Regions from separate parts of the Homo sapiens genome. Here region 2 is linked to region 1. A link is a contact called in ENCODE Hi-C or POLR2A ChIA-PET data. All regions are on one chromosome and are shown on one strand. The core of a region is the stretch at or near the end of the contact, and the rest is flanking DNA. Distances in the headings are between cores, read along the strand shown. Region 1 overlaps LINC02613 (long intergenic non-protein coding RNA 2613). Region 2 holds the start of GEMIN6 (gem nuclear organelle associated protein 6).

Region 1 (2,994 bases), core at 253-2,752:
CTAGAAGTCTGAAAGTTTTACTTAAAATTTTTTTCACCTAAAATTTCATATTGTTGGGTTCGTTTTCAATATGGGCTATCAAATTCCCAGTACCACTAATTGAATAATTTATTCTTTCTCTACTCATCTGCATGTCACCTCTGTCATATATCAAGTCTTCATAAGTACAGAGATCTGTTTTGCGAGTCTCTATTCTGTTCTATTGGTCTGTTTGTCTCTTTCTTGGCTAAAGCCACACAGTCTTAATTTAACAGGTCTTATAGTCTTATAGGGTGAGTCGCTCATCTTGTGTTTTTCAAAATTTCTTAACTATTTTTGGTCCTTTTTCAGAACAATGTTAGAATCATCCTGTCTAGACCCATAAAAAAAATCCTATGTGAATTTGGTTGGAGTCACAAAGAATTTATAATTTGGGAAGAATTGAAATTTATGACACCAAGGCTGGGTGCAGTGGCTCACACCTGTAATCCCAGCACTTTGGGAGGCCAAGGCAGGCAGATCACGAGATCACGAGATCGAGACTATCCTGGCTAACACAGTGAAACCCTGTCTCTATTAAAAAATACAAAAAATTAGCCGGGCGTGCCGGTGGGCACCTGTAGTCCCAGCTACTCGGGAGGCTGAGGCAGGAGAATGGCATGAATCCAGGAGGCAGAGCTTGCAGTAAGCCGAGATCATGCCACTACACTCCAGCCTGGGCAACAGAGTGAGACTCCATCTCAAAAAAAAAAAAAAAAAGAAATTTATGACACTGTATCTTCATATCATAAATACATCTTATCTATCTATTAAAGAATACCTAGGCCAGGCACAGTGGTTCACATCTGTAATCACAGCACTTTGGGAGGCCAAGGCAGGAGGATCACTTGAGGCCAGAAGTTCGAGACCAGGCTGGGCAACATAGTGAGATCCTATTTTACAAAAAAAAAAAAAAAATTAGCCAGGTGTGGTGTCATCCACCTGTAGTCCCAGTTACTTGGGAATCTGAAGCAGGAGGATTGCTTGAGTCCAAGAATTCAAGGCTGCAGTGAGCTATGATGGTGCCAACTGCACCCTAGCCTGGGCAACAGAGAGAGACCTTGTCTCTAAAAAACCCTAAGAACAAAAACAAAACAAAACAAAAAGAATACCTAAACAAGTAAAGTTTTATAATTTTCTTCATAAAGATCATGTATATATTTCTGGTACCTTATAGCTTTTGTTTCTTTTATAGGTGTTAGCTTTAAATTTTTTTATTTTCTAACTGTGGTTGGTACCTTAAAATGCAAGTTAATTTTTGTATAATGACCTTCTATCTAGTAACTTTGATGTGTTCTCCTAAATTTTATAAGGCTCTCTTTTACACATCTCTGGAAAGTTTAGATACTTCTGTACCGGAGCAAAAGTCATCAGCAAGCACTTACCCTTGGTGACAAAAGCAGTCCGAGCAAAGGACTAACTCGCAACCTCCCTTGCCTAAACGACTGCAGCTTGTTCCTAAATCTTACTATCCTATTGACACATGCAACAGCAACGCCCCCTTCTGGAGACCTGCCAACAAGACAGAAGTCTCCAGAGAGAAAGCCCTCGTGCTTGTTTAGATCAAAGATCCAGACCAAGTGGCCTCGCTTGAGGTCAGCCTTGCTGTTACAAAACAGAATGATCCCCAGGCAAAGGGCTCAGAGCCAGCTGGGTTAGATGAGGGGCTGCCTGGGTGACCTGATTAGAGGATGCTGTTTCTTGATTGGCCACATCCACTCTGTCCTTCCACTCCTACTTGAAAAGGCCTTGGGGACATCAGAAAGCAGGCCAGAAGGAGGAAGCAGCACTGCATGGAGAAAGAGTTAGCGTGAAGCCTGCCCCTTGCCCACTGAACACCCCTGCTCAGCCCGCAAGCTGTTTCCCAGCTAGGCTTCCACCCAAAACATCCATCTGGCTTGATTGCTGGGGGCAGCCGGCAGCTTCAAGAGACCTGTGAGGCCAGGAAGATGCATTCCATAGCTGTTGGCTTTGAGGTCATCCTATGTGATGCTAGAGAAAGAGAGACAGAGAGAGGAGGATGAAGAGCTGGTGCCCATTTGTTGGGCACTGGCATCTCACTGGACCCCAGCTGTCTCCATGCAATGGCCCAGAAGCAAGGTGACTTTTCCAGAGATCCCATTTCCCCTTAGAGAAAGGCCATTTCTCCATGGCCTACTTGGGTGTATAGGATAATGGCCTGATGTGAAGGGCTAGGTTTTATTTCCATATCTATCAAAGCTGAAAGCCAATGGGGCAGAGTAAAAAGTAAATGAACCTGAAGTCAGACAGATCTGAGTTCAAATCCCTAGGTGAATTCAGGCAGGGTGTAATCAACTCTTCTGAACTTTGATTTCATCCTCTGTCTAAGGGGGAAGAAAATACCTTCCTTGTAGGGTTGTTGAGATGATTAAATTGAATTAAATCATGTACATCGCAGCAGAGTGGCTGCCTGATAAAGCTGTTTTTAATCCTTAGAAGGATAATCGCTGAGTCACCTCTCTAATGGATGTGGGATACTTGCCAATCTCAACCTTTTCCCAGTGAACTAAGAAATGTGAGTTCTCCTGAAATGAGAGGCAGCCACTAAGTCCTGTGTTGTGTGCTGAGGATGGAGTTTATGTATATATGGTAACTCATTCTATTCTTACGAGAACCCTGTGAGGTGGATAGTATGGATATTATAGCCATGCTGCAAATGAAGAGACTGAGGTTCAGAAAAGCACCATGACGTCTTGAAGTCATGAGCAGGATATAGAGAGCAGAGATAAGAAGCTGTGTGTGTCCTTTCCAGAAGCCTTTGCTGTGCTGCCCAGGTCATTACCCTTCTCCTGTCTTGACAATCTAGTCCTAGACCTCAGGTAGTCCCACAGGTTTTTTGTTTTGTTTTATTCTGTTTTTAGAGACAGAGTCTCACTCTGTCGTCCAGGCTGGAGTACAGTGACACAGTCATGTCTCACTATGTTGCCCAGGCTGGTCTCTAACTCCTGGCCTCAG
Region 2 (2,994 bases), core at 369-2,868, 270 kb after region 1:
TCTCAAGATTGTACTGAGGGCACATCCCAAAGGAGCAGGCATTTTAATTGCCTATACAAGCCAAGCAAACAAGAAATACCTTGGCCGTGTCAGAGGCGTTGGAACCAGAGTGACTCCGTTTTGAGTGAGGGCTAGGAAAATGAGGCTGGGACTTGCTGGTCTGCATTCTCAGAAAGTTAGGCATTCCCAGCCTCTAGATGTTTACGGTTAAGGGAAGACATTAATAACGTTTACCGCCGGGCGCGGTGGCTCACACCTGTAATCCCAGCATTTTGGGAAGCCGAGGCGGGCGGATCACTTGAGGTCAGGAGTTTGAGACCAGTCTGGCCAACATTGCAAAAACCCGTCTCTACTAAAAATACAAAAATTAGCCAGATGTGGTGGTGCATGCCTGTAATCCTAGCCACTAGGGAGGCTGAGGCACGAGAATCGCTTGAAGCCGGCAGGTGGAGGTTCCAGTGAGCCTCGATCGCACCTTTGCACTCCACCTGGGTGACAGTGTGAGACTCTGTCTCAAAAAAAAAAAAAAAAAAAAAAAAGTTTACTAAACAGACCCAGACTTGGGAGTGTCCAGATATCGCAATACCTGGAGAACAAAGGCATTCCTAATTTTGCTTTAAAGATAATAGTATTGATGCTTGAAAAATATAGTAATTAAGAAAATTAATCCTTTATCATAAACCCTTGTAGCAGAGCGCATCTCCTCATACATAGGACTATTGTATCTAGGGTGGACACTTTCCTCTTACTTTCGGGAACATCCTACTCTGTCTATGGAGCAGCTGTTCTTTCACCACTTTACTTTCTTACTAAACTTGCTTTTGCTTTGCACTGCGGACTCGCTCTGAATTCTTTCTTGCGCGAGATCCAACAACTCTCTCCTGGGGTCTGGATCAGGACCCCTTTCCTGTAGCAACCCTATCGCTCTTCTCCACGGCACGTTCACCTCACATTCCTAGAGCTTTAGGATTTACTCTGAGGGTTCATGTGCTTTGATTCTAAGGCGAAAGTGCATTTCCAAGTCTACTATCATTGAGGACCTGGCACGAGCTTTTTCCTCTTTATTTATTTTTATTTTTAATTTTTTTGAGACGGAGTTTCGCTCTTGTTGCCTAGGCTGGAGTGCAATGGTGCGATCTCAGCACACTGCAACCTCCGCCTCCCGGGTTCAAGCGATTCTCCTGTCTCAGCCTCCTGAGTAGCTGGGATTACAGGCGCCCGCCACTAGGCCCGGCTAATTTTTGGTATTTTTAGTAGAGACGGGGTTTCACCATGTTGGCCAGGCTGGTCTCGAACTCCTGACCGGTTTCGAACTCCTGATCCACCCGCCTCGGTATCCCAAAGTGCTGGGATTACAGGCGTGAGCCACCGCGCCCGGCCGCTTTTTCCTCTTTAAAGAAAAAAAGATTATTTGAACTGTCCGTCGTGGCAATGGAGAGGGATAGCCTTAGAGGACATGGCGGTTCATTATTATTATTATTATTACAGAACAATCTTAGACTCTGTCCGCACCCTGCACTCTAGGTCCCGCGACTCTCAGACCTCCAAGTAGGACTACAAAACAGAGGTTTCTGGGGGAAGGAAGTGACGATCGGCGCAAAGCATGCTGGTCTCAGGCGGTCTCCGCTCAACGATCCTTCCTCAAAGCATGGTTGCTGAGTACCCAGAGTTGCGAGGAGTTTTTTAACTGGTATTTTTCTCGTTTGTCAGGGTTAAACGTTAAGTACCATTTGGTTTTTAGTACAGTGTTAGGTATCGTGTGGCTGCAGGACAGGACCAGAAATCTAAGCTCTAGAGCTGTAGCCGCTGGCCCTTCGTTTGTGCATCCTTCAAACAAATTTTAAGGGGCAGTTGTCATAAATCGGGGGAGCCTCTCGATGGCGGGATCCAGCGGAGACACAGAGCCAGAGAGCGCGTGGGTGGATATCAGGAGAGTTTTCTGGTTCAGTTGAGGAGTGGGGTGAACTCCTTTGATCGATGGAAGGAAAAGCAGAGTTGAAGGGTTTGAGCATCATCTGCAGGCCAGAGTGAAAGCGATTTGGAATGTGGTTGTGGATCGGAATAGACCTGTGCCAGATGAATTTCCTCAGACTGCACCCGCGGCAAATCGGTGACCCCTCTGCTTTAGGCCGAATTGTACATATTAACTATTTTCCTTTTCCTGATAAAAATTCTCAAGCAGCCTTTACACGTGTTCTTTTCCCCAACTATAGTATCAGTTCCTATCAGTACATGCATTAATACTTAATTGTATTAAGTTACTTATTACGAACTTGAGGCAAATCACAGATGTTCTCTGTCTCTAGGATAGGATGGAGATTAGGGATAAGACATTTGCTTACGTGGAACATATATTAACCAGCACTGGTGGTTGTTTCAGATTTAGCCAGGTGGCAATCATGAGTGAATGGATGAAGAAAGGCCCCTTAGAATGGCAAGATTACATTTACAAAGAGGTCCGAGTGACAGCCAGTGAGAAGAATGAGTATAAAGGATGGGTTTTAACTACAGACCCAGTCTCTGCCAAGTGAGTATGCATCCTACTTGCCTGAAATCTTGACACCCCTTTGTGCTGCCTGTATGTTATAGACAAACTAAGAAAGCAGATAAATGAAAAGCTAATTATTAATATTTTCATATAAGAATTTTTTGTTTGTTTGAGACAGGGTTCTACTGTCACCCAGGCTGGAATGCAGTGGCGAGATCTCGGCTCTTTGTAACCTCCACCTCGCAGGTTCAAGCGATTCTCCTGCCTTAGCCTCCCGAGTAGCTGGGACTACAGGCATTTGCCACCACGTCTGGCTAATTTTTGTATTTTTTGTGGAGACGGGGCTTCGCCATGTTGCCCAGGTTGGTCTCAAACTCCTGATCTCCAAGGATCTGCCCACCTTAGCGTCACAGAGTGCTGGCATTACAGGCTGAGTCACTGTACCCGGCCTACATATGAGAACTTAACTGCCTTTGAATCTAAATGCTGTTCTGACTATGGATTAC

What was found. Hi-C counts contacts between places; a loop is a spot of excess contacts on that map. ChIA-PET counts read pairs that join two places held with the same protein, here RNA polymerase II (POLR2A). Pooled maps may share reads with other maps.
Region 2: a pooled map shows a loop between it and region 1 (2.7-fold over the local background). The contact joins the promoter of GEMIN6 here to the enhancer-like site in region 1. A Hi-C loop is called at or near these places in 1 of 50 pooled maps. POLR2A ChIA-PET finds 5 or more read pairs at or near these places in 2 of 52 experiments (Caco-2 and GM12878).

What each region holds. Positions count from the first base shown.
Region 1 is chr2:38,507,014-38,510,007 of GRCh38, forward strand. All of the region lies in intron 1 of LINC02613 (long intergenic non-protein coding RNA 2613), which reads right to left. Among named protein-coding and RNA genes, the nearest start is that of LINC02613, 7.2 kb to the right of the region's middle. Within about 2 kb of position 1,503, at least 15 of the 41 ENCODE cell types and tissues checked have a DNase peak (open chromatin) inside an H3K27ac peak, as active enhancers do.
Region 2 is chr2:38,776,592-38,779,585 of GRCh38, forward strand. It overlaps GEMIN6 (gem nuclear organelle associated protein 6), which reads left to right and starts at 1,619. Exons shown (of 3, transcript NM_024775.10): 1 at 1,619-1,690; 2 at 2,381-2,527. The coding sequence starts at 2,400.